5 separate regions of the Mus musculus genome follow, and all the other regions are linked to region 1. The links are chromatin loops, found by intact Hi-C in ENCODE. Cell type or tissue: gastrocnemius. All regions are shown on one strand. Links, peaks and the distances in the headings refer to the core of each region. The heading gives the core; the rest is flanking DNA. Region 1 holds the start of Cdc26 (cell division cycle 26). Region 2 holds the start of Fkbp15 (FK506 binding protein 15). Region 3 holds the start of Hdhd3 (haloacid dehalogenase-like hydrolase domain containing 3). Region 4 holds the start of Alad (aminolevulinate, delta-, dehydratase). Region 5 overlaps Fkbp15 (FK506 binding protein 15).

Evidence for each region. Peaks named below come from ENCODE experiments on the same cell type or tissue, not always from the same donor. Only the 100,000 strongest peaks of a DNase experiment are listed, where the experiment ranks them.
Region 2: it touches region 1 in a loop (2.3-fold over the local background); 20 of 42 quality-filtered maps call a loop at or near these places.
Region 3: a loop joins it to region 1, with 5 times the contacts of the local background. A loop is called at or near these places in 15 of 42 quality-filtered maps.
Region 4: a loop joins it to region 1, with 3 times the contacts of the local background. A loop is called at or near these places in 10 of 42 quality-filtered maps.
Region 5: a loop joins it to region 1, with 2.2 times the contacts of the local background. A loop is called at or near these places in 10 of 42 quality-filtered maps.

What each region holds. Positions count from the first base shown.
Region 1 is chr4:62,404,515-62,410,561 of GRCm38, forward strand. Cdc26 (cell division cycle 26) reads right to left here and starts at 4,111. Exons shown (of 4, transcript NM_139291.4): 1 at 4,038-4,111; 2 at 1-38. It overlaps Prpf4 (pre-mRNA processing factor 4), which reads left to right and starts at 4,269. Exons shown (of 14, transcript NM_027297.3): 1 at 4,269-4,387; 2 at 5,061-5,238. The coding sequence starts at 4,361. In gastrocnemius, for the core only: a CTCF peak has its summit at 3,284 (motif pointing right); DNase peaks (open chromatin) are centred at 1,682, 3,360 and 4,207; H3K4me3 peaks cover 2,778 bases; H3K27ac peaks cover 2,468 bases.
Region 2 is chr4:62,358,108-62,364,154 of GRCm38, forward strand. Fkbp15 (FK506 binding protein 15) reads right to left here and starts at 2,489. Exons shown (of 28, transcript NM_001045528.2): 1 at 2,263-2,489. The coding sequence starts at 2,315. It overlaps Slc31a1 (solute carrier family 31, member 1), which reads left to right and starts at 2,594. Exons shown (of 5, transcript NM_175090.4): 1 at 2,594-2,736. In gastrocnemius, for the core only: no CTCF peak of the experiment used is centred there; a DNase peak (open chromatin) is centred at 2,516; H3K4me3 peaks cover 2,769 bases; H3K27ac peaks cover 2,198 bases.
Region 3 is chr4:62,498,997-62,505,043 of GRCm38, forward strand. Hdhd3 (haloacid dehalogenase-like hydrolase domain containing 3) reads right to left here and starts at 3,204. Exons shown (of 2, transcript NM_024257.1): 1 at 3,162-3,204; 2 at 58-1,097. The coding sequence starts at 941. The coding sequence ends at 186. In gastrocnemius, for the core only: no CTCF peak of the experiment used is centred there; a DNase peak (open chromatin) is centred at 3,264; H3K4me3 peaks cover 1,598 bases; H3K27ac peaks cover 1,471 bases.
Region 4 is chr4:62,516,343-62,522,389 of GRCm38, forward strand. It overlaps Alad (aminolevulinate, delta-, dehydratase), which reads right to left and starts at 3,721. Exons shown (of 12, transcript NM_008525.4): 1 at 3,518-3,721. In gastrocnemius, for the core only: no CTCF peak of the experiment used is centred there; DNase peaks (open chromatin) are centred at 2,502 and 3,657; H3K4me3 peaks cover 2,375 bases; H3K27ac peaks cover 3,363 bases.
Region 5 is chr4:62,341,294-62,347,340 of GRCm38, forward strand. Fkbp15 (FK506 binding protein 15) reads right to left here. Exons shown (of 28, transcript NM_001045528.2): 3 at 4,764-4,848; 4 at 4,215-4,284. Among named protein-coding and RNA genes, the nearest start is that of Fkbp15, 16 kb to the right of the region's middle. In gastrocnemius, for the core only: a CTCF peak has its summit at 2,901 (motif pointing right); no DNase peak of the experiment used is centred there.

The DNA.
Region 1 (6,047 bases), core at 457-5,456:
GATGCTTCCTATGCTGAGATTAAAGTCACTATCGAAATCTGTGAGAAAAACAGACAACACAACAGACCAGGCCAATCTTGTGTCAAAACAGAACCCTAAGGAGGGCCCTCCAACAGCACCGCACAAGCGTCTAACCTAGGCTGGCTGCTTGGGAGTGACTAGGGATCTCAGCTCCCCCTGGGATCTGAAGGGTAGGCAGACAGACTTAAGACCAAAGAAGTTCAAAGTCATTTCACATGGCGAATGAATGTCTGTGTCAGAACAAAAATGTTAAGCTGGCAGCACTCTGTAGAGTGGGCCCTGCCACTCACCTGGGCAGCAGTAGAGCTGGTCTGGGTGACAAAGGCATGGGTGAGCCAGTCCCTGAGGACATGAGGAGAGCTGACCCTACTTGCTGCTGGCTGTATCACTGGGTAAACTAGCTGGGCAGTGTTTGAGAGTTCACCCTGGTGGTGCAGGTACAGGTGAGCTGACGGGCTGATCAACTCAGCTACCTCCCAGGACCAAATCTAGGGCTTGGAGTTGGCCCATCCCAACATCTACCCCTTCTATGATCTGTGGGCAGGTCCTACAGATCCAAAGTTGCAGGATGGGATCTTCATGACACAGGGCAACAGCATGATATCTGAGAGGAGTCCTAGTGAGGTTCCAGTACAGATAGTGTAGCAAAAGCCAGAGGCCTTAGAATAGCCAGTGACCCATTGAAATGAACATTTACAAGTTTAGATGTGTGGACAAAAGTGTATACTATGTGACGCACCATGACACACTACAGGTTCCATGACAAATTTTGGTTTATTCTATCTTATTTTATTTTAGTGGCGGGAGTAGTTGCAAGGGTAGAGGGTGGATACGAAGGGACAGGGAGACGAGTGGGATTGGGGTGCCTGATGTGACATTCAAAGAATCAACAAAAAGCTAGGCTGACCTTAGTACTGTTGAAGGTATCGTCTTTATATCCTCTACAGTATCCATGATAAATAAAGTTTTGGAGTAAACTGAGCTACACAACAATAGAGAAGGTGAAACTAACTTGTCGGGCAGTGAGAGGTAGCCTGGTCCTCAGTTGAGCTAAAAAGGCTTTGAAGCCCTGGGGACCCTGAAGAGATGGTAGGTAGGACCTTCGCCTGCTCCCAGGCACCAGGCCCCTGTCACTAACTGCAGTCCCCCATAGATTTGTGGCCATCAGTCATGTAAGGGCAATGCCCCAAGCCCCCCACCCCCAACATAGATGAGGCATCACTAACATCTCAGACCAAGACAAGAGGAAAAGAAACGTGACCACCATAGGATCAAGCCAGATCTCCATTCTAATGAGTTGCCTAAAGGCCTGGAGGGCATAAGCAATAAGCTTTCCTTCCCAGACACTCCTCCCTGCAAAATGTATTTAACCTCAGGCCCACCCTGAGAAGTGGGGGCATGATTTTATACATCCACTTTCCTCTATGACAATAAATGCCTTACTACTATGGACTGCCTCTTTTCATCGGGATCCACCATGGGGAGCCATGGAGAAGGCCTTCGACTATAGAGCCACTGTCTAGTCCTGTAGAAGGCCTTTCTGCACTCCCAGCCACCACTGCCCACCAAGCCCAAGCCCAAGCCTGCAGTCAAGCCAAGGACTCTCCCCGTGTGACCAGCCATTGTTCCCCTTCCCCCCACCACACACAGCCAGCCAGCTGCTCCCCCACTCCATTCTCAGCTCTTCTGGGGCTCCCAGCGGGGCCTGGATGTTGGAAAGCCTGAGAACCGACCACCCCAGCCTCATCACAAGCAGGCAGACCCCCAAACCAGCTCCCACTGTTCCATGCCTCAGACTGCCCGCTTTCCCACCAGCAATGTCCTGGGGCTTCCCTATGGCCCAGCACCAGCCCTGAGCTGGCATGAGGTAAGTGCAGTCAAACTCCCTGTGTCCTGCCTCCCCAAGCTGCAGAGCAGACTCAAGACCCACAACCCTACACTAACTTTTCTTAAGTTCTAGACTCTACCATTATTGGGTTTTTTTTTTTCACTTTAGTAACTAAAAATTTTTGCCTCTTAAAAAAATTATTTAATTATGTATTGGGTGTTGGTGAAAGCACACAATTCACAAGCATCGGTCAGAGGACAACATCTGGGGTCAGTTCTCTCCTTCTACCATGTGGGGCATCACACTTAGCACAGGTTCCTTTACCCACTAAACCGTCCCACATTCGCATTCTTTGTATTATTTTAATACAGACACCTTGGGAAACTTGAAAAATTATTCCAGTTTTATAAAGTTGAAGCAAACAGTTTAGTTAATATCAGAAGCCGGGCAGTAGTGACACACACCTTTAATCCCAGCACTCTGAAGTCAGAGGCAGGAGGATGTCTGTAAGTTTGAGGTCAGCCTGGTCTACAGAACATGTTCCAGGACAGCCAGGGCTACACAGAGAAACCCTTCTTGAAAAACAAAAAATGTGGGCTGGAGAGATGGCTCAGCAGTTATGAGCACTGATTGCTCTTCCAGATATCCTGAGTTCAAATCCAGCAACCACATAGTGGCTCACAACCATCCGTAATGAGATCTGACACCCTCTTCTGGTGTGTCTGAAGACAGCTACAGTGTACTTACATATAATAAATAAATAAATCTTTGGGCTGGAGCAAGCAGGGAGAGCGGGGCCTGAGCAAAAAAAAGAAAAACAAAAAACAAAACAAAACAAAAAAAAAGCTAAATCAGCATTCTATAAAAGTTACACATAGGGGCTGGAGAGATGGCTCAGTGGTTAAGAGCATTGACTGCTCTTCCAGAGGTCCTGAGTTCAATTCCCAGCAACCACATGGTGGCTCACAACCATCCGTAACAAGATCTGGCGCCCTCTTCTGGAGTGTCTGAAGACAGCTAGTGTACTTACATATAATAAATAATTTAAAAAAAAAAAAAAAAACAAAGTTACACTTAGACCACTAAAATAAAAAGCTAAATGATAGTGATCTACATGAAAGTTTTGCTATAGTGTGCATTCATAGAAATTATTATTGCGTGCATCCAGAACGAAACAAAACACTACAATGTATAGGAAACATTTACACTTCTCTCAGGAGGCTTAGCACAGCAAGGGGTGATCTAATCAAAACACTGGCCCGTGACATTTCAAAACTGCTTTATTCTATCAGATACTACTTTCTACCAGATCCTTACGTAGAGAAATGGAAGTCAGCTCCAAGGGGGAAAGGAAGAAACACTTAGAAAAACAACAACAACAACAATAATTCCCTACTTGCGAGGGAACTTTCTGAAAGCCTCACCACTAGAGAGCAATAATGAGTACGAGTTAAAAGCGCGGCTCGGCGGCTCGCGACCTGCCACGTTACTAATTCTACTACTACGGCTCCAGAACGACCTTTTCTCACCAGAATGTTTTTTGGTTTTTTTCGGGCTTGTACTCTTGTCCGTGACTGAGATGACTAAAACAGAATAAGCTCGTTGCGCGTAACTCGGCATTAGTAAGTCCTCGAAAAGGAAGTGCTCTTCTAATTGGAGTTGTTCGGGGCAGGGCCTTGAGTGTGGAAGTGAGTCTGTTCAGCTCGGCAAACGCGCATATTTTTGTAACCCCCACAACTTTCATGTAAGGATTTTTTTTTTAAAAAAAACCTTATCTCTGATGGCCTAACATTCATTGGAGCTACTACTGCTGATATGCTCTTTATCTGGAGCCTTCATGGACCCTTTATTTCAAAGAACACAGACAAAGAATAGGCTGTAGACAAGTAAACCCACAACAAACTAGGCCGCAGCTCCTCCACCACATCTCTATTTTAGCCTTAGAAGGTCTTAGAGTTTAATATCTTCTTGAAGCCCAAACTGATTACGTAGCCACCGAGTTACGAGGGGCCCCCGAAGGACTTCCGTCGTGGACAACAGTCCTCTTTCCCAGCTCCAAGGCTGCAGAAGTCTAGGGAGAGATTTCCATGGCAACACAGGCCTCAGCTTCGAAATGGCGGAAGGCCTCCCGAAGGATAACAGAGACCCTCGTTTTGTTCCAGATTATGGTTGCGATCCGCAAACCTACCTCTTTTCAGGCCTCTGCAGTTCCCCAGAACCTCAACTCCCACCATGACTCCATTGCTGCGCAGCCCAAACTACACCTCCCAGGCTGCTCTGCGCCTCTCTTCCCATGCTCCTCTTCTCCCGCGAGGTTGTGTAGCTCTGTAAGGCCACGCCCCTCGACTCCAGCCGACCTTTGGCAACTACCATTCCCAAGATACTTCGCACGTAGTACGTTTCTGATACGTTTCCGGCCAGTGACGCACTTCCACTTTGCTAGGCGCGCGGTTCCCGGTCTGAAAAGTAGAACGCGGATTTGGCTAGGGCCTCGCGTCTCCGCCGCCCGGCATGGCCTCCTCACGAGCCTCCTCCACGGTACGGAGCTCTGGATCTAAGCTCAGGCCTGCCCTAGAGAGGCCGGGGGTTCCCGTGGGAAAGGGCCGTTACCTTACGGGTCTGGGCCGAGGAGGAGGAAAGCTGAGGGACCCTAGTGTGGACCTTAGTAGCCTTTTCCTGATGTCTTCGTGTGCTGCAGCTCTCTTTGCACTGCTCTTACTTAAGTCCTGAGCAGAGACCACTCTTTCTGGCTGCTCCAAAACACGGTGCTTTGGAATCGGGTTGTGTCCTGACTTAAGCTGTCCGACTCGTACTTACTATGATGAGGCTTCCCAACTTGTAATCGGCTCTGAAAGTATTTGAAATGTGTATTCCAGTCACATCGTGACTTGGTGCACCTAGAGCCACCCTGATTGTTTAGGTTGTTTTTAGTGTCTGCCCAGCAGTGAGAAGTTATTTTCGTAAAACCGGAGATTGCTTTTCCAGTCGATTAAAGTAACGGGCCCCAAAACAACCAAGACACTTCAGGCAGAAATTGATTGGTCGTATTTGTGTGCCAAACTTAACAAGAGCCTTAACTCGCACAAAGTCAGTTTCGACTTTCTCCTCTAGTTTTGAGAGGAAAGAAGATGAAAGTGCAGCGTTAGCTTCATTCTTTTGGGAAGCATGGTTTGCTGGAACTAAACCTTAGTCCGGGTCTTTGATTTAACAGACAACCAAAACCAAAGCGCCTGACGATTTAGTTGCTCCCGTTGTGAAGAAACCACACATCTACTATGGAAGCTTGGAAGAGAAAGAGCGGGAACGCCTGGCCAAAGGAGAGTCTGGGATTTTGGGAAAAGAAGGACTCAAAGCCGGCATTGAAGCAGGAAATATTAATATAACATCCGGTAAGATGCAAATTGCAGGTCATTACCCCCACACACACACCCTTTTTTAAACAGTGCTGGGAATCCAACCCGGGTTTTTTTTTTTTTTTTTTTGCATGCTAGGCAACTGTTCTGCCACTGAGCCATACATTTCCATCTCCCCCCACCCCCCACAGTCTCTTACCTTTGACCTCAAACTCCTCCTGCCTCCTTCCTGGTCGCCACCATGTACTTTTGATGATTCAATATTCTGATGAACACCTTCCCAAACCACATAGTATTAGGTTTATAGGCCAAAACCTTCTATTGGTCTGGGGAGCTAGTTCAGGTGCCAAAAGCTTTTCTCTGTGACCATTAGGACCTGAGACTGAGCCCCAGAACCCATGTTTTTTTACTGGCTTGTTTTTCCTTTTTCTAAAAAAAAAAAAAAAAAAAGTCAATGTGGTGGTACCTACTTAGAATGAAATGTTGGGAAGACATACTTGCAAACGCGTGCAACCTTACCCTTCTGTTTTCACCTTTGAGCCTGTGACTTTACCTGCTTGACATCATCCAGTGAGTGGATTTCTTGTATTCTCTACAGTTCCTTGCAGGAATGACTCGTGGTCTCTGTAGACTTCTTGAGTGGATTTGTCTTTGGGAGATGTAACCTAGTTCTGGCATTGGTTTATAACTGTTTATAGAATTCTTTCCTTTACTTTTCTAGGGTTTTTCTTTGTGTTTTCCTTTTTGTTTCTGTTTTTCAAGACAGGGTTTCTCAGTGTAGCCATGGGCCAAGCTGGCTGGCCTCCAACTCAGAGGTTCTCCTGCCCCTGTCTCCAGAGTGCTGA
Region 2 (6,047 bases), core at 407-5,406, 46 kb before region 1:
CTAAACACCATTTGTATGCCTGGTACCCCAAAAAGCCAGAAGATGGTCTCGGATTTCCAGGGACTGGAGTTACAGACTGTTGTGAGCCACCATGTGGGTGCTGGGAATCAAATCCAATTCCTCCAGTGCTCTCAACCACCAAGCTACCTCTCCAACTCATTTTTCCTAGTCTTACTCTTAAGTTTGATTCTGTTTTCCTAGCTACTACCGGGAACAAAATTTATTTTTTCCTAGCTACTACAGGGGACAAAAATGTATCTGTGTGTAGCTTTCTCTGTTGAGTCTTTTATCATCAAATTGTCTGTTTTCTATGCCTAGGACCCACAATCATATGTGTAAAGTATCTTCAATTCTTAGTTAAGCCTTCCTGGGAAAGGAGATTGATTCCTTGGGTAAGGAATCAGAAGAGCACATGACTGTCACTGTCTGCCTCGTCAGCAGCAGATTCTTTGATGCATGAAAGTTGGAAGCCTTAAAATACCTTCATAAACTGTCTTCAAATATTCTCACATACTAAAGATTATGAAATTAAAATATACCTTGAGACTGGGTGTGATGGCACATGCTTTTTTAATCCCATCATCCAGGGGGAAGACAGGCAGAATCCTGTGAGTTCAAGGTCAGCTTGGTCTATATAAAGAATTCCAGCCAGGGTTTCATAGTGAAACCATGTCACAAATAAATAAACAAACCTTGAAGATATTCAAAAGGCCCCATACACAGGCATACATAAAACAGGCTGTAGCTGAATGTCCAGCCAACAGCAGCAGAGGCTGTAAATGTTTTGGATAACATAGGAAAGAAAGGATACAATGCCCAGTCAACTCAAAAGTAATGGAGCAACTAAATGAATTCAAAGTGGGGCTAAGTGGGTGCAGGCATTCCCAGGGGTCCCGGGAGAATGTGCTGGTCAGAGAGAAATGCAGAGCCACTCACTGGGTGTCAAAAGATCTTAAGTACTGAAGACCAAATAAGAGGGGCTGGGTAAAGTGCTTATTGTATTGAGTTCAGATCCCCAGCAACCACAAAAAAAAAAAAAAAAAAAAAAAAAAAAAAAAAAGACAAGTGTGGTGATGGATGGATACTGGGAGCTTGCTGGACAACCAGTCTAGTCAAAATGGAAAACTCAGGTTCAGTGAGAAAACTTGTCTCAAAAACTAAAGTGGAAGTGTACAGAGAAGGACCCCTGATACTGAACCTCTGTCCTCAACAAAGATGTTCACAACATGCATACATGCATACATCTCTCTCTCACACACACACACACAATCAAAAGAAAGCCAGTCATCTTATGGTCACTCCTGTATTGACTGCCCAGTATTCTAGGAGACTAATCATTATTGGTAGGATGATGTGTCAGTCATTCTTAAGTAGGTTCATCACTATGCACAAAACTTGTAAAGCAGGCGTTCAAAGAAGGGCTGTGCAAAGATGTGAGCTTTGCAGTTAACAAGTCTGAAGGGAGACATGAGGTCCACTAGGACAACGCAAGGGAAAACACTGAGCTAATTATTAAAGGGGGGGGGTGGGGTGGATCTAGCCTGCCGTTAAAGACTTCTCTCCCAAGATGGCATATATGATGTTTGAAAGCAGAAGAAAACGAATAGTCTTTCCCATTGGCGTTACACCTTAGGGCTTAAAAAGCATAATTTCGCAGGCACTTCGTGAGCAATCAATGTGCACCAGGAGTTACTGTTCTGAGACCTAGACAGAAATGAGCAACCATAAGCAGTTCAGTCAGGGCTTAGATTTCAGTAGGTTCCATGTGCTAAGGCTTGTGGAAATATGGAAGATGAAGCAGACTATTCCTCCCGGGACTGTGAAAGCAAAGAATCACCAAAAAGGTAACCTCTGAAGTAGGCTTTGAAGGATGCCAGAGATGGCCCACCAGGTCCTGGTTCAAAGTGTCACCATCCTGTTCTCGGGGAAGAGAAAGTCTCTTGAGTTTACAGCTCGTATATTTATTATAGGAGCTGACTCCTATATAAACTCCGAGGCAAGCAGTCTCCCCAGCAATCCTCTCCATTTCACTGGAGAAAGTGTGATTCACAAAGCAAAAGGGTGTCAAGGGAGGTTCCAGTTCCTGAACCCAGACGGGCCGAGGTGACACCGCTACTCAGAATGCGAAGGCTGAGCGGTGGAACGCGCCGAGGGTCTGTCTAGACCCGGAAGTTGGGAAGCGGCCTGAGAAGAGCCCGACCCCTGCAGCCACCGCGCCAGTCTCTCAGCCCAGCGCTCGGGTCCCGTTCCTCAATCACTCACCCGCCGCTTGGCGAGAGGAAGTCGGTGTCATCCTCGTCTCCGGCACCGAACATCACGTCGGCTTTCGCCCAGCTGAAGGGAGGAGGAAGTTGGATGTTCCCAGGGCCTGTCACCGCCGGTAACGTAAAACGCCGTGGCGGCGAGCTGCTTTCCGGCAGGACAAACTCTCTCAGGGTAGTGAGGCCCAGAGGAGACCCAGCGGTGGAGGAGGTGGAGCAAAGGCAAATGAGGAGGTGAGCTCCCAGTGACGCAAGGCCTCACCAGCCCTCCGAGGAGGTGGAGTTCCTAGGTTCTGAGCGGTGATTGGTGGGATCACCCAGGGGGCGGGTCCAGGGCGGGAATCCGCGGCCTTTACTGCGGTCGTGGGACACGTCGAGCCGGGCAGTAGTGGCGGGGGCTTGGTAGAAGTCCGTACCGGACTAGGGGATCCAGTTCTGAGAGGAAGACTAAGGCGGCGGGGCTTACCCTGTGAAGGTAAGGTCACTCCCCTCCTTTTCCCAAACCCGGCGTGTTCGCTGTCCTTTTCCCTCCCGAACCCTGGACCCCCCGCAGCTCCCTTAAGCTGGGCGGAAGGAGAAAGAGCCCCGGACTAGAAGTCATGGGATCTGAGCCGAACAGTGGCAGGGATCTTACAGCGACATTGCTGTTATGACCTTAGGGCAGGGTGCTCGGTGCCTCAGTTTCCCCATCTACGCAAAGGACCGCGTGTCCAGTGTCTCCATATGCGCTTTTTCAAGGTTTTAAATCTCTGAAATCATCGAGTCTGATCCGGGTCTCTTCGTAATAAACTGATCTGCAGGCAAGAAGACAGAAGAACTAGCCACTTGGGTGACTAGTCCGAGGTCACACAGAGTGAAGAGCAGACCTGGTCCTTTGTATCAGGGTTTAGAGAGCTGATGAGTGAGGAAGCCTGGCCCTTAACTAGACTGTGTGGCATAGGACTTGGGAAAGGACCCTGTTTCTAAAGTCCAGATAAGAGAGGTCCAGAAGAGCTGGGATATTCGGGAGGGTGGATGATGGACGAGACTTTGAAGGTAGAAAGTCCTCAATCCAGTTTTGCTGAGCTGAGTTTTGTTGCCAAGGTTTTAAGTCAACATTGGTTGTCGCTGACTTTTCTGCCTCCAGTTTTCGCCCACTCTGTTGCATGTCTTTCTTCTATATTTCTTTGGTTAGCCTGTTTTGTTTTTGTTTTTGGGTTTTTTTTTTTTTTTTTTTGAACGATCTTGCTTAGCCACGCTGTGGCTAAGCAGATAGTGTGTCCCAGTGTCCATTTCCACAGTTCTCATTGGAGTTCTTTCTGGTTTTCTTCCCAGTCAGGTTGATCCTGTAAGTGTCCCTTTCCGGAATGTTTTAGTCTCTTCTGATGATACTAAAGAGATTGGAAGCTCTCTCCCAGAGAACTTTGTACCTCTTGGCACTTCCCCTGTGGGGCTTTTTATTACAGTTTTTGAACTACTAACTTGTAAGTCTTCTTGCCCACAGTGGATTCTCATTAATTTTTTATTAGATTGAATAATATAACTTAGCTTTGTTCCCTTGTTCCTTAATTTACTCTCGGTTTTTTTTTTCCCCCGTGCGACCCAAAGAGCCAAGCAGTGGCTCTTGTCTTTTATAGGTAGCTTCCAGAAAGATAAAAATGCTGTACTGGCTGTGAACTGTCTGGGTTGCTTGGTCTCTTTTGTTCATTGAAGGTGACTGTACTATTGTCTAAAACTCCAGGGGAGGGGGAAGGGGAAATAGTGTAGTTAGAAATATTATATGTTACTTACAATTTTTGTGAGTAAATTATTCCTGTTTATCTGAGGATAAGGCTGCTGGCCTGCTTCCTGTGTTTATTTTACAGATTAAGATGGTTAGAACAGTGAAATCTGACTGGTAAAGCAGTGATACACTGGAATCTGGGTGGTAGGACTGGAGCCTGTAGCAGTAGCTCTGTTTAACTTGTGAAATTGAGTGGGTAGGAATGAATGGATAAGTTTATTCCAGGAACGCTTTCTTTATTTTTATTTTCTTTCTTTTATTTTTGTTTATTTATTTATTTATTTTTGAGATGATCTATTTATGTAGCTCTGGCTGTCCTAAAACTCATTATGTAGACCAGGCTATCCTGGAATCTCACAGAATTACACCTGCCTATGCCTCTCCAGTGCTGGGATTGAAGACTATATCACTATACTGGATTTTAACAATTCTTTAAAAAAAAAAAAAAAGTGAGCAAAACCCAAGAAAGTCTCAGAGCTCTTTCCCTGCATTCTGTGGGGGAGGTGCCTCTCTGGTGGGTGTTTGAAATGTACAGGTGTACAAGAAAACGGGAACTAGCCACTTGGGTGACTAGTCCGAGGTCACACAGAGTAAAGGGCAGACCTGGTCCTTTGTATCAGGGTTTAGAGAGCTGATGAGTGAGGAAGCCTGGCCCTTACCTAGACTGTGTGGCATAGGACTTGGGAAAGGACCCTGTTTTTTTCTTTATTTCTTTTCTTTTTTTTTTTTTTTTTTTGGTTTTTCGAGACAGGGTTTCTCTGTGTGGTCCTGGCTGTCCTGGAACTCACTCTGTAGACCAGGCTGGCCTCGAACTCGAACTCGGAAATCTGCCTGCCTCTGCCTCCCAAGTGCTGGGATCAAAGGCATGCACCACCACTGCCCAGCTAGGACGCTGTTTCTTTAGGTATTCAATAACCCTAAAACTGGTGTGTGTGGTGATTGGGTGAATTTCATTAGCAACATAAGAAAGGGAAAGTTGGAAATGGGTCTTCCTCAGTCTTTCAGGCTTAGAATTGGAAATATAAAATCAGGACCCTGATAATGCTGTCTCTTGTGAGGCTATGCCGGGGCCTAGCAAACACAGAAGTGGATGCTCACAGTCAGCTATTGGATGGATCACACGGCCCCCAATGGAGGAGCTAGAGAAAGTACCCAAGGAGCTAAAGGGGTCTGCAACCCTATAGGTGGAACAACAATATGAACTAACCAGTACCCCCCAGAGCTCGTGTTTCTAGCTGCATATGTAGCAGAAGATGGCCTAGTCGGCCATCACTGGAAAGAGAGGCCCATTGGTCTTGCAAACTTTATATGCCCCAGTACAGGGGAACGCCAGGGCCAAGAAGTGGGAGTTGGGTGGGGGGAGGGTATAGGGGACTTTTGGGATAGCATTGGAAATGTAAATGAAGAAAATACCTAATTTAAAAAAAAAAAAAAAAGGAAATATAAAATCTGGTGCATCTGGAAAGCTAGTCTTCCTGGATTAAAATATCCAGATGACTACTATTGGAATTGGAGTCAGGAGACCTGAATTCCTGTCTCCCAGCCTTGAACTCACTGAGTTTGGGCCAGTTCCCTAAACACCTTAAAAAAGGAACAGATCATTCCCCAAAAGATTAACTAGGAAACAGCAAATTTAATAATTCCTTTCAAGTCAAGTTTGCAAAAGATAACCTTTATATCAGGCAAACTGATATTAATCTCCTCCAGTGGTAAAGAGATATGGATTAAATGGAGATTAAAAATGTTTCTGTAGTATTCTATTCACTCAAGTTACTAAAAGCAGAAATATTATAAGACAACTAGAGAAACTTCACCTGAGAGTCTACTGTGTGTAATGCTAGATTTTGTGTAGGTAGTAAATGAACCCTCTAAGAAATTACTGTAGAATATCAAAGGAGGAAAAGATCATATCTCTTCAGTATAATCTCAGTCATTATAATCCAGGGAAACTGGATGGAAGTGTTTGGGGTTTTTTTGTTTGTTTGTTTTGGGGGTTTTTTTGTTTTTTTGTTTTGTTTTGTTTT
Region 3 (6,047 bases), core at 672-5,671, 95 kb after region 1:
AACACAGGGATGAGTAGTGAGCTCAGAGACCAGGCTACTGCCAAGCCCTCGCAGTTCTATGCTCAGATTAAATTATGGAGGCTGCAGCAGGAGAGCCGAGACACCTCCCTCTGCAGGAGAGGTGAGAGAGAAGGGACTCCCTGCCTCCAGTGTTTATTTGGTCCCAGCTACTTCCCTCACCAGACTCATGACATAGGGCTTGAGGCCTCCAGAAGGTCAAGGGCAGGCAGGAGATGGGAGAGGGAGGGTAGAATATGTTCCTTAGGTACAGAATCTCTGACTGCAGAGTCCAGAGGCTCTGAGCCCGCTACCAGGAAGCTGTGCATGCCCACAGCCTGAGACCCCTGGTAATCACAGAGGTAACTATCCCCCACGTGGGCCGCCACTGCAGGTTCTACACAAGCGCGCTGCAGAGCCTCACGGAAAATCCGTGGGTCGGGTTTAGGACAGCCCACAGCCTCAGAAGTCAAAACAAAATCAAAATGTTCTCGCAGGCCAAGGCCTGTTAGGATATCCTCTAGTCGTCGGTCAAAGTTGGAGACCACTGCCAGCTTCAGACCCCGCTTACGGCACCCCTTCAGGGTCATCTCAGCCCCCTCCAACACCTGCCAGGTGAAAGGGCTGCTGAAGTCTTCGTATAGCTGGTCAGCAACTGGAGTCATGGCCTGGGCATCTGGGACCCCTGCTAGGCGGAAGGTGTGTAGGACCACGTCCTTCCACCATTGACGGGAAGTAAGGCCACGGCTCAGGCCATAGTTGGGGAAGTTGTGGCTCTGAGCCCGGTATGCCTGCCTGAAGGCTTGTTCCACGGTTATGTCTTCCACCACCACTCCATGGGCCCGGGCCTTGCTGGCATATTCCTCCCCGACGGGTCGGCGGAGCTTGATCAGAGTATCCTTTACATCCCACGTCAGCAGACGCATCTGCAGCCGGTGTGCCATGGAGATCAAGTTCAGTGCAGATCCCAGAATCAAAGGAGCTACTGAGCTGGTTCAGGCCACCCCTCTACAGGCTAACAGTGGCTCTTTTCCAGGCTGTGTAGGTCAGAGGGGTAGGCTGTCCCAAGGCACTTTGGAAATGGCTTTCAGCACAAGATCCTGGAATGAAAAATCGGTAGGTGAGGTAGATGCTGAGGCCCTGCTGTCAGAGACTGGCATCCTGGTGTACCAAGTATGTGACCGGAGGAAGTTACTCTAAATACCCGTGAGTCTCATCTGGAAGAGAAGCACGAGGGTGCCCACCTCACAAGATCTTGGGGCTGGAGCTAGGGTTGTGGCTCAGCTGGTTAGAGTGCTTGTCTAGTACACATAAAGCTAGGTGTGATCCCCAGATGGAATAAAGGAGGCATAGTGGCAGGAGGAAGAGGCAGGAGGATCAGAAGTTCAAAGTCTTCCTTGGATATATGGCAAGTCTGAGATTAGCTGGGCTAAATCTGGCTTAAAAAGTAAAACCCAGGGCTAGAGCGATGACTCAGTGGTCAAGAGCATTGGCTGCTCTTCCAGAGGACCTGGGTTCAATTCCCAGCACACACATGGCAGCTCACAACTGACTGTGACTCCAGCTCCAGGGGACAGTCCCTCACACAGACACACATGAAGGTGAGAAAACAAATCATTTAAAAAAAAAAAAAAAACACCCAATGGAAAATTTTGGACTAAATGAAATAATTTATGCATTTGTTTCAAAACACATTTCTGGACATCTTATGAGTCCGATGTTGGGGAATAAGACAGTTTTCCATCCCCTGTGGCATTTCTAGGTATTAAATACTAAGGGTTTCTCTGTAGACCAAAAACCTATAAAACAAGCACAGTGAAGTTGGTATGTGCCATGAGGCTATAAATCTGGAACCAAAGTCAGTCTTTGAACTCAGGGAATTTCCTTAGCAGGTTGAGGAATCCCGAGGAAAGAACATACAGAAAAAATATATATAAACTTCCTTGAGGCTGGGCAAAGTCTAGTGCTCTGGGCAGAGCTGAGCTCAGGTGCATAGCCCTGTAGGTCAAAGTCAGGAAGCAGTTATGCCTGCCATTATCTGTATGTGGTTTTGCCTCCATGTATATAAGTGCACCTCCGTCACGCCTGGTGCCTGTGAAGCCAGAAGAAGGTGTCAAATGCCCTGGAACTGGAATTTCAGACATTTGTGAGCTGTCACATGGGTGCTGGGAATCGAACCTGGGTCCTCTGGAAGAACAGCAGTGCTATTAACTTCTGGGCCATCTCTCCAGCCCATGACCCTTTTACAATTATTAGAAAATGGTGCCCTTGTTTAAGAAACCCATATTTATATTTGAGTATGCTTGACTTTCCTCAGAGTCCTTCTTTCCCCCCTAACCCTCATGCTTAATCCTGCATTAAAATGTTATTAATAAAATTTCCAACTTGGCTTCATTTAAAAAAATTACTAGTAATGTCAAAAAAGAGAAAGGTTCCTGGAGACTCTGACCAACAACATAACTGGTGAGGAGCTGGTGGAACCAGAGAGGGGCTGTGAACCTGCCAACAGCCTGGATTAGAACCCAAATGTCCAGACTCTAGCCAGGGCTGCCTTTGCTTACCCATGTTTATATTCTTTTAAAAGTTGGATTATGTTGAGCCTGGGAAGAGTGGGACAGAAGACAGTCCGTTCCAACTTGGCTCTGAGCTGCAAGTTCTCCCTGGAGTTATTAGTGCCAAATACCCAACTGTCAGTTCTCTGCCTGGAGTCAGAGACTGATTGCAGGTTTGTCTCCAGACAGAGGGGACTGCTTAGCTGTGTCTTTCAATCTGTGGGGTCCGGGGTTCATTCAGAATGCAGCCAAACAAAACAGAGGTGAGGAGGGGTGTGGGGGCGGGGCGCGTAAAGAAATGTGACAAAGAAGAGATTTAAGTCAGCTCGAAATAGTGAGACAACTTTAAAAGGGCTCTCATCGAGCAGGTAGGTAGGCTGAGGCCCAGCCAGGAACCAGACTGGTTCCGAAAGTCCTCTGGATGTCTCAGGACAAAAGTCATAGCGGGGCTGGGGCTCCGCTGCAGGACTGACTACCCTAAAAGCAGCGGGACGCGAGACTGGAGCCTCCGGGGCCAAGTCCACTGCTGGCTGGCCTCCAGCGTCCCCAGCTCGACTGCACGGATTCCCACGGTTTAGCACCCTCCACCCAGCCCCGGGCCTCCGCACCCACCTGGCTCGGGAAAAGAGACCTGAGACGCAGCGGCTGCTCCACCGGCTCTATGTAGGCGATCAGTAGCTCGCGACCCTCGGACTTGCCATTGATTCTCGCCCCGCCCCACTCTAGGCGTCACCAAGCTCCTCCCTCGCGCCCGTCACTCGCCACGCTGAGTCTTGGGCCTCTTGTCCCTTAGGTTACCCCGTAGCTTCCCTGCTCCCTGTCTCACGCCCTCTCACCGTCCCCTGGCTTCTTAAGGTCACTGTCTCACCCCTCATCACGTTCCTCCCCACTGCCCTTATACTCATTATCACAACCCAGGTGTTCTCTTTGCTTCTCATCTCTATCCCCCGGCCCCCGCCTCCGTGGGATGGAGACACTTAGGGGACCTAGACTAACTTGGGAATGGCAATGGCGGGGAGTGGGGTTAGGGCTCAGGCCGGCTCCCCAAACGCAGTGAGGACTCCAGCAAGGCTCTGTCCCTTTCTGTTCTGAGAGACCCCAGTTGGTTCTAGAAGGGAACTTCTTGTCTCACACACACAGTTTGTTGACTGCAATAACCTAGACACTTGGTTTTAAGATAGGGTCTCACTATGCAGGCAAACGGGTCCTGAGCATCTTCCTGCCTCAGCCTCCCAAGTGCTGGGATAATGGGCGTGCCACCGCCGTGTCTGTCTAACCTAGTTTCTCTCTGTAAAAAAACAAAAAACAAAAAACAAACAAACATTTAAAGGAAAGAAGAGTTTCCCTTTAAATGCGGTTTTCATAACTGAAATACACGTTTATATTCAAAAGTACCGTTGAAAGCAAAAAAGCAAAGCTTTCCTCTCAACCTAGTTGATTCGTGAGGTGCCAAGTAAGCACCTGTATTCTGTGTCTGACGCGTGGATAGAGCAGGAAAATGTCAGTTTCCTGCCTACGCGAACATGGGAGGATCAGGCAAAAACCAAGTTCATAACGGAAATGAGCTGTAAGTGCTGCCAAGGAATTGGCTGGGGGGCAGGGGCAGGAGGGCTTCCCTCTGCTCTTTTCTTCCCCTCCCCCACAGGTACCCTCTTAAAACATCTTCTGTTATCTCCTGGCTCTGTGGACTTTAGATGGACTCAACTCCCTCTCCCTGGGCCTCAGAAAGCAAAGTGCAAAGTCACAGAGCAGTCAGCTCACCTGCCAGACTGGTTTTGCCGAACAAGCTTGCTCCTCAGAAATGGAGGTAGAAAGGATAGCCAGGACATCAGAGGCCCACCTGTTCTTCAGAGAATCCTGGAATCCCTGACTGTATCTCTTTTCAGGGTCACCTCAAACCTAAGCCTGTAGGTTCTGATTCCAACTCTGCCACCCTGGAGACTAGACACGAGTAACTTAGTAAAGCTAGAATCCAGGCTAGCTTTAAGTAGATTTCCAAGATAATCAATGTCAGCTGCCATTTGGTAGGTCTCTCCATGTGCTGTTGGCACAGTGACAGATGGTTGATATCAAGTCAGATCACACAGAAAACCTCTTTGAGCATTTAAGAAGATTCTTTTCAGGAGAGAAAACAGACTTCTAGGTGCTTAAGGGTTTTGTTTCAGGTCACATACTACACAGCACGCTGCCCATCTCCAAAGAGGGTTTGCCAGCGTGTATTGATTGGCTCACCTGGGCCAATGACCTTGACCTAACTGTTGGGCCACTAGAATCTACTTTTTATTGTCTCTAGGTTAGCAGCAGCAAGGAACAATACACAGATAAATAGCCTGGGATGTCATAGGAAAGATGGTGGTGGTCTTTGATATTCTGAATCTAGCTTCTTTTTGATTTGCAGCTTCAAAGCTGGGTACACTTAGCCAGGTGTGGTGGTAAACCTGCAAGTCCAGTTAGGAAGCCGAGGCAGAAGTTACAGACCAGCCTTGGCTATGGAGCATGATCCCATTTCAAACAGAAAAACATATGTACCCTTTAATGGATGTTTTCATCCCATAACTCAGTTATTAAAATCCCCTGACAGTTTCACCCCTTGGTCCATCGGAGCCCCCTGGCTTCTTACTCTGCAGATGCTAGCTTGTGGTGTTTTCTCTCTGGGAAATCAAATCAACCCCTGACCCTTGTTTGATTTTTCAAGATAGGGTTTCTCTGTGTAGCCTTGGCTGTCCTAGAACTTACTCTGTTGACCAGGTTGGCCTTGAACTCAAAGATCCAAGTGCTGGGATCAAAGGCATGCACCACCCCCTGGCTGGGAAATAAAGTTTCTTATATGAAGTATTTTCCATCCTTGAGTCTCCTGTTGAAGACACAGGGAAACCAAGGCAGGGCACAACTGCCAACCACACATCTCTCATTACTTTGAATTTTTCATTTACTTAAAAATTTTTTTCAGTTAAAACAGAAAAAAATGTCTACACTGGGTGTGGTGGTACATGTCTTTAATCCTAGTATTCAAAAGGCAGAGGACAGGAGGACATCTATGACTTTGAGGACAGCCAGGGATACATAGTAAGATCGTATCTTTTAAAAAGTAGTTTTTTTTGAATTTTCACAATATGAATATATACTCTTGTGTCTGCTATCCAGATCTCCCCTCCAATCTAGATGCCTAGAACATCTCTGTTTTCAGTTGTTTATCCCCCAAATGGTAGCAAGAACCCCCACCTTGCCCCTTTTTTGATATAGGATTTCATATAGTAGCCCAGAAATATGGGGTTGCCCTATTTCATTCACAGCAATCCTCCTGCTTCAGTTTAAGTGCTGAGATATAAGCATGAGCCACCATGGCCCACTTCTTTGTGTGTGTGTGTGTTGCTGGGATTGAACCCGGACAAGGTGAGTACCCTTCTACCACGGACCTGTCTCCAGCCTCTCCTAGGTTCAATTGTAGTTTCACTTGTTTGTGAGCTGGGTATATGTTGAATCACAGCAGGCATGTTC
Region 4 (6,047 bases), core at 737-5,736, 110 kb after region 1:
AAGGCAGGAAGAGGGTGGTGGGACTCAGAGTTGGACAGCCAGCTCCATTTTAGACATTTCCTTTTGGCTACTAAGCAGCCAAGTAGGAAAAGAAAGGAAAGGAAAGGAAAGGAAAGGAAAGGAAAGGAAAGGAAAGGAAAGGAAAGGAAAGGAAAGGAAAGGAAAGGAAAGGAAAGGAAGAAAGAGAGAGAAAGCCACAGACAGTAGAGGCTGGAAGGCTTGAATCTCTGCTCCTCCAACAAAGGGGACATCAAGAGGGGGCACTACTCACCAAAGTCCTACAGCAAATTACCAGTGAAAACAAGCCCAGAACCCAGGGGATCCTTCAGTGTGCCTGGCTGTGCTCCCACTCTCTCAGGCTCCTTCAGCTCCCTCCCAAGCAGCTCAGGGGCCCACCTTATCCCCTTTCCCTCCTTGCTGGGGTTGAGGTTATCAGGAACCACACAAGGACCAACCCTGCCACCACACCCCTGGGTGGGCCAGCCTCTTCACAGGACACAAGAGAGGCCAAGCCTCCTTAGAGATGTTCTGGCTCCTAAGTAACACACTCAGCACATTCGAGAGTTTATCTATATAGACTCTTTGTGCAGAATTTGGTTCTCACATCTGCCAGGAGGTTGCCCTGAGATGTACAACTATTTGCTCAAAATGACATAGCTGGTTAATGATAAAGCCCCGAATCTGAATTTGTGCTGGACTCCAGTTGGTCTCCCTCTACCTAGGTGCAAGGTGCCAAAGGCAGTACTTTATCTCATTGAAGTTACATTGCGAAATCAACATAACTCTTAGCAATTATGAAATAGAGGCTCAGAGAGGTTATGGAACTCGCTCAATGCCATTCTGGATTGGAGTCAGGTTTTGGAACCAGGTGCATATTCTGCCCCAGAATCATCTCTGTAGCAGGCCCTGGCTTCTGGAGTCCACACCTGCATTCCCTGGCGTTCACTCATCTCCTTTAAGAGCTTAAGGGAGCAACGCTGATAGGCCATCTGCCCATAAGTAAAACTTGGAGGGCCACGGAGGAGCTGCGCTGCCCAGATTTTACTTCAGGGTAGCTGGGAGGGGAAGGAGGGGAAGAGAGGAGAGGCGTGTGCAGAGGCGCACCTCAGCAGTTCCTGGTTGCTTGTGGTGGGGAACCCCTGGACCCCTACGCTCCACCACTGAGTTACATTCCCAGCCAGAACAGTCCAACTTTGATTTAGGCTTTGTTTGCTTGCTTTGTTTTGAACTTTTAAGGGCTTATTTTATGGCTAGGAGTGTTTTGCTTGCATGCATGCATATGTATCACATATTTGCAATGCCCACAGAATTCAGAAGAGGTTGTGTGGTCCCCGGAACTAGTGTTGCTTATGGCTGTTGAGTCAACCAAACCCAAGTCCTCTGTGAGAGCAACATGTGTTCTTGATCACTGAGATATCTCCTGCCCGGATGCAGGTTTTTATTTTGGCCACTAGATGAAACTGAAAGAGACGTTGGTGCCGACTTAAAAGAAAAAAAGCTCTATTCAATCCCTCACAGTTTGATAGGAGAAATGAAGGGATGGAAGGCCACCTGAACTCACACAGTGAGTAAGGCAGAGGTAGGGACTAGCCTGAGACTTCCAGCCCAAGGCCCTGTACTATACAGCGTGTGATAGCAGATGCTTAATGAACGTCCATAGAGTGGGAAGGTGCCCAGAGTTGCTTCTGTTTTATAGAACCAATTCTAGATCAGGGTTTTTCTTTGAGAGAAGTCCTTCAGAGTCTGGAAGATTTCCAAACATGGGCAGGGCACTTTCCACAAATTAAGGGGGTTTGCAAACTTGAGCTTAAACCCTGTGCCTCATACAGTAACACAGGGGCCTAGGAATACAGGAACACAAGACCACAGGGGCCCAGGCTACCTTCTCTCCCATTGTACAACAGGTTCACTCTGCTAGCAAGCTGTACAAGGTATTGCAGAAACAACTGTTTCTGGGCCAAACAATCCCAGAGTCGATTCTATAACGACGGGCAAGGCCTTTCAGATCCTCCCCCACTTTTTTTTTTTCTTTCAAGATTTAAAATGTGCTGATATTATCAAGCCTGCGTGAAGATCAGATTACTGATGAGGTATGTCTAACACCACGGTAGCAGCGGCAAGTAACGCTAAATGTATGGCTAGTGCTGAGCTGGGATGAGTAGGCTGTACTGTGTCTGACCCTTCGCCACACCTAGGGAAGGACATACATTCCAGCCACTGCCTGAGGTGAGAGAGGCTAGCCGCCCTCCAGCAGCACGTACTAGACAAGAAGGAAAAGGAACACTGTAGTTTCTTAGAGACACTGCGGGGTAGCTTTTCTGAAAGACTGTAAAGGTCTCACCTCCCTTAGGAGGTAGCATCCCACAACCTGGGAGTGAGACTGCCACTGGGAGCAGCTGAGAGAAAGCTTCAGAGCCTGGGCTCCCAGGTTGTACCCCACAAAGAATTCCGGAGGCTGTGCTCTTGGCATAAATAGTAGTGAAGTGGTGCCAGCTCGAGCAGGCTCTGCCCTGGCTAGGGAGGAGACAAGTCAGGAGGGCCAGCTAGGTAGAAGGTTCAGAGCTGGGAAATCTGAAGCCCAAAGAGGCCCAGGAAAGGCATCTGTGGGCAGTTCTGAAAAGGTACTGCCCGGTGGCTCATTTGCATTTCCTGCACACTCTAGCTGCCACCTGCCACGGTGTTAGGAGGGGTTAAAGAAGAGACCTTAGACCTCATCTAGTGTGGGCGCTTAATCCCCCCTGCTGCCCGGGTCTAGACATTTCAAGCTAGGAGTTGCCTTTCCACAGACTGCTAAAATATTCTGGCTGAGAGCTTTTACATCAAACAACTGTAAAACTGAACTCGAGAAGGGCAGGTCTCATACAGCAGGTCAGCTATAAATATGGTCCAAACTTCTGGAGTCTAGCAGCCCTCAGTCCTCACCAGGACTTTTGGCATTAGAAGGACAGAGTTCACACGTTATAGTCCCAGTATGGAAGAGGCGACAGAGATTCCAGGTGAGAGTAGGGGAAGAAAGGTTTAACCTAGACCTGGCCACGGCTGGTAGCAGGGTGGTTAGTATGTGACTTTGGGATTTAAAAGGCATGGGGACAAATTCTTGTTTCAAGCTGCATGACTGCTTTTCTTCTCATGTGGTCTGGGTCTTAAGCGGATCTCAATGGATCGTTGTATGACTGAATGAGCAGAAGCAGGAGAGACCTAGCACAAGCGACCCTTATTGTTTTCCCCACTTCTCCAGCCTGCCAGACAGATCGCGCTCTGCAGAAACCGAGGCTACCCCTGAGGCCTCCGAGAAAGGGGGCGGGTGGAGCCCATCTTTGAGTCCCGAATCCCGGACGCAGCAAGACCTTGTAGCGGCAAGAATCCCGCCCACTCTAGTAGGTGCATAGGGACAGCGTCTCCGCTACAGCGTCAGAGCTTCGGGAACACAGCGCCATAGGGGTGCACCTCACCTTGTTCTGGGGTCCCGTCCCCCTTCAACCCGCCACTTCCCAGAGGCCGGCGCCTGCTCACGTACCAAGGACGCTGCTCGCCGCCGCTCCGAGCCGGGCTCTGGACACCGCGCTCTCCCGCTCTAAAAGCGCAAGCCCACGTGGGGGCGGGGCGGCTCACCCGGAAGCGGCTCCCGTACCGCCCGCCCCTCCGGGAATGCAGCTTACGCTCCCTTCGGGGCAGTCTCCGGATCACTGGTCAGCTCGCGCGGCCAGATCCACGCTGAGCGGGGCTGGAATCTTGGCCAATCCAGAGTTGCCCGAGAGCCCGCCCGTCTCCCCGCCCCCCAGCTCGGGTCTCACTTGAGGTGGGAAGGCCCGAGGGGGTCCACGTGGGCATTCGGAGCCTCTGGGAGGTGCCCTGGCTTGCAATCCGAACTCATCCCAGAGTTCACTTGACGGTCTATTCTCAGCCCGGAGCAAAAATTGACTGCGTTGCTCACTGGTAAAAGAACAATTGGATGTCAACGGCATTAAAACACCTCGGTAATGCCTAACACCGCGGGTAAATACGTTCAGCAGCAGACTGACTGTCTAGATTTATTTATTCTATGTAATTGATTATCCAGCCCCTATCTCATGGGTTGAGAGATATGAAAGACATTGGAAAAAAAAAAAAGCCGAGAAAACTAACCATCCAAGTATGCTAGGAGATCAGGTTTATCTACAATGGATACATTAAAATTTGGAGTATAAAAGGGAGTAAATTTGGTGGTGCATGCTTTTAATCTTAGCACTAGGTGACAAAAAACCAACCAACCAAACAAACAAACAAACAAACAAACCAAACCCAAAACAAACAAAACAGAAAACAAACAAACCAAAAAACAATTAAAAAAAGAAAAATTCTGACCAAAGGTCTGGGGAAGACTGGAGCGTGGGGTCTAGAGAGGTTTATGGGGCTTTGACAAAGACTTGAGAGTGGCAAGGGCCCTCTTTGTGGAGGGAGCCTTGGGGAATGCTCACTAGGGAGGAGGTGATAAAATTATTTTGGAGGTAAAAGTGGGCAGTTGTGTAATAATACTGTAAATGTTCTAGGTACCACCAGATCTTCATTTTAAAAATGTTTAAGATCTGTGAACTCATCTTGGTTTTCAATAATTCACTAGAAAAATTGAACTTAAAGTTGTAACAAGAGAAGCTGGGTGAAGGGTATGAGAGTGTTGTAGCTTGTCAGAAAACCCTCACCCACAAAGAGCACAGAGACCACCATCATTGCAAAAACTCATGAGGATTTTACTTATCCAGCATGTTGGGGACTCCCCTCTCAGCTGGCAGGCAGGAGGAGAGACCCAGAACAAAGAAGGAACACACTTTTTATACCTTTGTAAGGGTTGGATATAGGCACCAGGGTAGTTTGGCTTATTTTAATTGGTGTAGCCAATAATCTTTTTAGACATTGGTTGGTTTATGTAGGGTGACTCTTATTTTGTCTGTCCTTGTGTGTGTTTTAGTGAGGCGGGGCAGGAGGATTGTTAATTTTGTTTTTGACCGTTAAAACTATGTTTCTATATTTGTTTAGTCAGCCAGCTTTTTATCTGGCTCTGTACTTGGCCTGCTAGTACAGTTTGGAAAGTCCTTTTGAAGGGGGAAGGTACAGGGTAGTCTTGAACTTATTTTTGGATATTACAACAGGGAAAAAACTTATGGAAGACCTCAAAGATTCTTTCCAGATGTTGTATTCCTTACTTTTAAATCCAAATCTCCATTCCCAGAAAAGGTTTCTTCTTAGAATGTTAAAGTCTAGTTAAGGGATTGAGCAGAACAAACCAAAGACATGGAAGAATTTGGTTTTCGGTTTTGTTTGAACATGCTAGCTAAGCAAGCGCTATGTCACTGAGCCCCTTCCATTCTTGACAGCCTTATGGCGGAGATTAGATGGTAGGGTGAGCCCTTCTTACACAAGCCTTGAATAACAGGTTTAACTATGGATTTGATCTCATTGAAAGCAAAGGTATATTCTAGGAAGATCTACTTGGTACTTAGTACATACAATTGAAATTGAGTTCAAAGGACGTCACAGGATTACAAATGGGCCTTGAAGGGTAGGTCTAGCACCGTGCTCTTGGGAATTAAGAAACAATGTTTCTTCTGGGAAGGAAAAGGCCTATTATTAACCAAAGGACCACTGCAGTTCTTGGTGAATTTTGATTTATAAATTTTACTTATGACTTGAGAACTGTGTGTACTGGAGAACATAGAGCTGTGGTTAATAGCCGGGTGTGGTGGCGCACGCCTTTAATTCCAGCACTCGGGAGGCAGAGGCAGGTGGATTTCTGTGTTCGAGGCCAGCCTGGTCTACAAAGTGAGTTCCAGGGCTACACAGAGAAACCCTGCCTCGAAAAAACCAAAAAAAAAAAAAAAAAAAAAAAAAAAGAGCTAGTAGAGGCAATAGCAATGTTGCTTGATGAGAATACTTGAAAGTACTTAGAACTTAATAAGTGAGAGCTAGCCGGGCAGTAGTAGCACACACCTTTAATCCCAGCATTTGGAAGGCAGAGGCAGGTGAATTTCTGAATTCGAGGCCAGCCTGATCTACAGAGTGAGTTCCAGGAC
Region 5 (6,047 bases), core at 289-5,288, 63 kb before region 1:
TAGTTAAATTAGTGCAAACAACCTACATCTATTGATTTTTTTCCCTGCTTCTTTCACTTACAACATAGACTAAGCCTTGTTACTTTGTTTGTCAGTACTTGATTCGATACTGTCAGTTATACTATTCTATGTGAACATACCACAACCTATTTATCCACTCTCCTAGTCGTGGCTATTCAAGTTGTGTACAGTTTGAAACCATGACGGATAACACATCTGTGAACTTTCTCCATGTCTTGAGGAGGACATGGACATATACACCTCCTTCAACCTAATGAACTTCCTTCAAAGTATCCCACAGTAACAATCTACTGGCAGTGATGCTCTCAACTTAAGATTGTTGGCAGATTTATTTTGCCCTTATTTCTTACAGATTTCTTTCTTAGCATAGATTGCACAAAGAGGGTCAGGGCTAGAGCATGTGCTTAGCATGGTCATGAGTAAGAAAAACATAATGAACTTCGAGGGCTGAGCTCATAAAGCAAGTCAACCACAAGAAGACCAAGACCGCTTGATTCCACTTACACGAGGGTCTAAGACAGTCAGACTCAGCGATAGCGCATTGGAGAATATGAAGGAGGAGCAGCAGGGAGATGAACGGTTACACCTTAATGGATGGCTTATGTTTGAGATTATGAAAAAAATGAGAACAGTGGTGATAAGTACTTAGTACTGGACATGTCACTAAAGCCACTGGAGCCGGGTTGGAAAGACAGCTCAGCAGTGAAGAACACGGTTGTTGTTCCAGAGATCCTGAATCCAGTTCACAGCACCCACAAGGTGGTTCATAACTACCAGTAACTCCAGCCCCAAGGGCTCCAACACCCTCTTCTGGCCTCTTCTGGCACCAGGCACACATGCAGTACACAGATATACATGTAGGCAAGCCACCATATACATAAGTAAATACAAAATAAATTAATTTAAAAATAGCCACTAGACTGTGTACTTAAAATGTTAAACTGCAAAATTTTATATATAAAAAATATATGTTACAGTTAACCTCCATGGATTCTAGTCCTATAAATTTAAACATATTTTTCTTATATTCCTTAAATAAAATAGCAACTATTTATGTAGCATTTACATTGTATTAGATAGTACAAATAACCTAGAGATGATTTAAAGTTTATGGAAGGATGTACAAGTACAGCCCTCTGCCACTTTATATAAGGAATATTATTTATATCACATACATAATTAGTCTATACCACAGATTTTCTTATCTATATGTAGGAAAGGACCCTGGAACCAATTTTCCAGGGACTTAGGGACAACAGTGTGTATTATATATGGATTAAACAAGCAAAAACATCCAAATAATTAAAATTCACCCTCTGGGCTGGAGACATGCTGGTTCAGCAAGAGGAGCCTCAAAGTCATGTGTAAGACTGACAACTCTAGGGAGCAGTTACTTACCTCTGTTTTCCGCAGGAACCTGCACATTCTCACATGCAGACACAAATATATAAAAATAAATGTTTTTTAAAAGATGAAATTAGTCCTTAGAAATTCGGGGAGCTGTGAAGGCTGCTGTGTGATTTTATGTGAGATATTTATTTTATTTTTCAAAGTGAAGGGTTGATCACCCCAGTCCCACCATAGCCTGTACTGGTTGTAAGAGGATTAGACATTATTAAGAATTGGTTTGCTGGGGCTAGAAAGGTGGCTTGGTGGTTAAGCACACTTAGGGTGCTCCTGCACAGGGCCCAGGCTCCTAGTGTCCACACGTGGCTCACAAGCACCCTAACTCTGCTCCAGAGGCTCCAACACCCCTTCTCACTTCTGTGGGCACTGTGCACTCAGTGCACAGAAAAGCAATGCAGGCAAATATTCATATACCAAAGAAAATAAATAAATCTTTAAAAGAAATTTTAAGAACCAGTCTACCTCTGAGTTGTCCTGATTCTTACTCATGCAGGACCTTTCCAAGCTTTTGGCTGAAAGCCTAGAAAGTCTCTAACTCCTTGGTTCTTAAAGTTTTAATCAACAAGGATTTTTAGCTGAATTCTTTAGCTACTTCCCCATGAAATTCAAAGTCTGGTAAATATAGGGAAAGGAAGATAGTTGCTACTTGTTGCAGGTTCTCTCCCTCTAGAAGTGTCTCTCCTGTGCACTACAAAGCTGCAGAAATTGTTCTGACTCTGGTAGTACCTGGACTTCTAAACCACCCCTGAATTCAACAAATGTCCCACGGGGATACCGCTGTTGAGCTGCAAGACTCCAGATTTGTCAGTTTCTCTTTTCTCAAGCAGTCTCTGGTTGTGTCATACCTGCTGCCTACACTACACCTAAACCAGCAATGTGCTCAGGACACAGAACGGAGACATCTCACTGTTGGGGTTTTTTCTCTAAGATTTTAATTTCTCTCCCCTTCATCATTTCTACAGCTCTCCAGTGAGTTTTTTTTTTGTTTTGTTTTGTTTTGTTTTCCCAAATAACTTTACAATATAATTGTTGCAATTTTTCTTTTTCTTTCTTTTTTAAGACAAGGGTCTCACTATGTAGTCCTGAACCCTCTCTGTAAACTAGGCTGACCCCTGAGCCCACAGAGATCCTCCTGTCTCTCAAATCCTGGCCACCACCCAGCTACCAGCTCCTACTCTTTATTTAATGTGAATGAGTGTTTTGTTTGCATGTATGTCTGTGCACCATGTCTGTACTTTGTGTCTGATGCCTGTTGAAGTCAGAAGAGAGCATTGGATTCCCTAAAACTGGACTTACAGATGGCTGTGAGCAGTGGTGTGGGTGCTGGGAATTGAATCTGGGTCTTCTGAAAACACAGTCAGGGCTCTTAACTGCTGAGCCATTTCTTCAGCCCCCATAATTTATTTTATTTTTTTGAGTATAGATGTTTCCCCTGCATATATGTCTGTGCATTACATTCATGTAGTACCTACACAAGCCAGAAGAGGGCATAAGGTCCCCTGAATTGGGATTACAGATAGTTCAGGTCCCCTGAATTGGGATTACAGATAGTTATGAGCCATTATGTAGGTGCTGAGAACCAACCCCTGGTCCTCTGGAATTGCAGCTGGTACTCTTAACCACTAAGCCTTATCTCCGGCCCCTTATCTACTTTCTTATAATTGCTTCTCCAACCTATCACCTCTTTCTGGCAGTCAAGCATAGGGGGGTCTCAAAACCAAAGTTCTAGATAATAGTCCTCAGCATCTGCTAACACACAACAAGAGACATACATCATTTGCTTCCCGATGGGAAGATGAAAGATTTAAGAGACACAGGAACCAACTGCAATGGGTAACCTCACTAGATGCTGATTCAAATAGAAGTGTAAGAAAAACAATAATAGAGAGGAAAAAGAGAAATTTGAACACATCCTGACTAAAATATTCTGTTTACTTTTTCAGTAAATAGCATGATAATTTTCTTTCTAAGTATTTCATCTCTTACAATTATATGCTAAAGCATTTACTGCTGAAATTGTATATTGGAGATCTGTTCAAATTAACCTGAGCGGTAAAGAGAGAGGTGAGGATCGGGTGACCGATAGAAGACTAATGGCTGCAAGAGTTTAGGTCTGATACTCATGGGTAATACTGAAGTCCCACTGACTTGAAGACTGAGTGTTGGCCATTATATCAGTCACCATGGGCAACTAATCTTAGCTTTGCGTTGAGAATGGCAGAGCAGCCATTCTGTGTCTCTGGGCCTCTAAAATACTAGAATGTCTTCTGTCTGGTTCAATAATCTCTAACTCAAAATTCTGGAGTGGTATTTGAGCTGGATGTACCAACACAAGGAAGTCAGGCCTGGTGGCATTTAGTGACATCCACTATACTTCACCCTAATACCCTGATCAACTGCTCAGCCTTATTTTCAGGCTTCAAAGGATAAATATTGGTCTTTAACATAGGCAAAACGATGGAATGCACTGACAGAATGACGAATGATCATTAGCTATCCAACAAAGAGCATCCTTGACTGTTTACTCTAAAGCTTTCCAGCTCTTACACTAGAACCGTCACAAAGGAGATGTCTAAAGCAAGCATTCCGAACAACAGCACTTGTTTTAATGCATAACAGTAAGCAAACTAGGGCCATCTACTCAATCCTAGTCATACACACTCAGTTATCATCAGTAGACATTCTTATCATCTAACACATAAGTCTCTATCCAACAGATAAGAAACAGACCCGAGGCATTAACAATTCTTGGGATGTGGCGTATAAATCAATGTGGGTCTTCTCACCTCTCTGCTTGTGTGGTTCCCCAGGACAGCCGCTCCAAATTTGCCCTGCTTTGCATATTGACCATTTATGCTATTGAAACAAGAATACAACAAATATCAGAATCCCTTTCAACCATGAAGAGCCAGTTCTCTGATCTGAAACAGCTAGTATTTGGTCTTTAGGAAAGGTGAGAGGTGGGCAACTTTTAATCTAAAGTTCTTCTGCAACTTCTATTTCTTTGAGACAGGGTCTCATTGGTACAACTCTGGCAGATCTAGGAATCACAGAAAACCTACAGACTCTGCCTCTCAAGTGCTGGGATTAAAGGTGAGAGCCATCACACCCAGCCCCAACTTTTTATTCTTCAGTCATCTATTATCCATAGTATCCCTAAAATCTCAGAAAGTTGCTGTGGAGGGCCCAAACATTAACAACATAGACAAAATAATGCTGAGTTTCTCTGAGGAACTAGGCTACGATGAGCACAGGCTTCTGAGGAAGGACAGGAACTGCAGCCGGCTGGTCCACAGCCTCCCCAGCTCTGAGGGCTTTCTCTTCCAACTACTTACTAGCGGTATGCATGCACTGCAGTGGCAAACAGCACTGAGGACGTGCCTGTGGTAGCTGGGGCTGGCTTTGGTGCTGTCTGATTTCCTGAAGATGAAGAAAACAAAGATGCCATTCATTTTTTTTATTTTTAACCTCAAAACTAGCCTCAAAAATCCCACTTCATGCTTTACAGTTAGTGTAACAATGCTTTCATTACCACTATCCTCATTGGATCCAGAGATAGCTCTGTGGCCTTGTCAGGTACTGAGGAAACAGACTCTAAATAACAGTAGATGAGGCTAGACTCACACTAGCCCCAACATCATACATCAGACAAATTTTCTGGCTATACAAGAAGTCTAGAAAACAGACATACTTTACTACTTTCTTTTCTCTTTTCAATGCTCTGATAGCTAAGGTATATACAAGTAAAGCTATTTCCTCTCTAGTATCAGGAATGTAGGGTGATAGTGTAAACAAGAGTTCCTAGGGGGAACTCTAGCTGATACTTCCTACAAGGCTGATCAACTGATTAGAAGGCCAGTAACTTGTGGAGGTAGGAATGTTCTTGTAGGTTCAGACCCCAATTACGACCTATCCTGGGCTGTCTTCAGCCCCTTAATAGCCCTCCCTTGCCCACTCCTATCTAACAGATGGAGCCTTTTGGAATCTATTGACTTAAAAAACCACTAGCTTCCGCAAACCAAAAGGCTAAGAATGTCATCAGATAGCATCTGAGGCTTACAGCAGAGATTTTTCTCAGTCTGTTTGAACCTCATGTCTCCACCACAGCAGTGAAAAGTGTCTTGATTTGTTACTCTGTTTGTTCTGTACCCATAAAACTTGACCAAGCTGTTACCATATTGCAACATGAGATTTGAGGAGACCTCAATCTGTGTTCCTGGACCACAGTGGCTCATATTTGGCCTCAGAATAAATTCTTGTCCCCTTTGAAGTGATGACTATATTTTTACATCAACACTCAATCACACTCATTGCCTATATCGATCAAGGGCTTTATATAATGTTTTAAAATAGCATATTAAGAGTAAATTGCAGCAGGTAGAGGTGGCGCATGCCTTTAATTTCAGCCCTTGGGAGGCAGAGGCAGGTGGATTTCTGAGTTCGAGGCCAGCCTGGTCTACAGAGTGAGTTCCAGGACAGCCAGGGCTACACAGAGAAACCCTGTCTTGAAAAAGAAAAAAAAAAAAAAGTAAATTGCATTTTGATATTGTTTTGGTTTTTGTCTGTCTCTTTGTCTGTCTGTCTAATGGAGACAGGGTCTCCTTTATGTAGTCCAACCT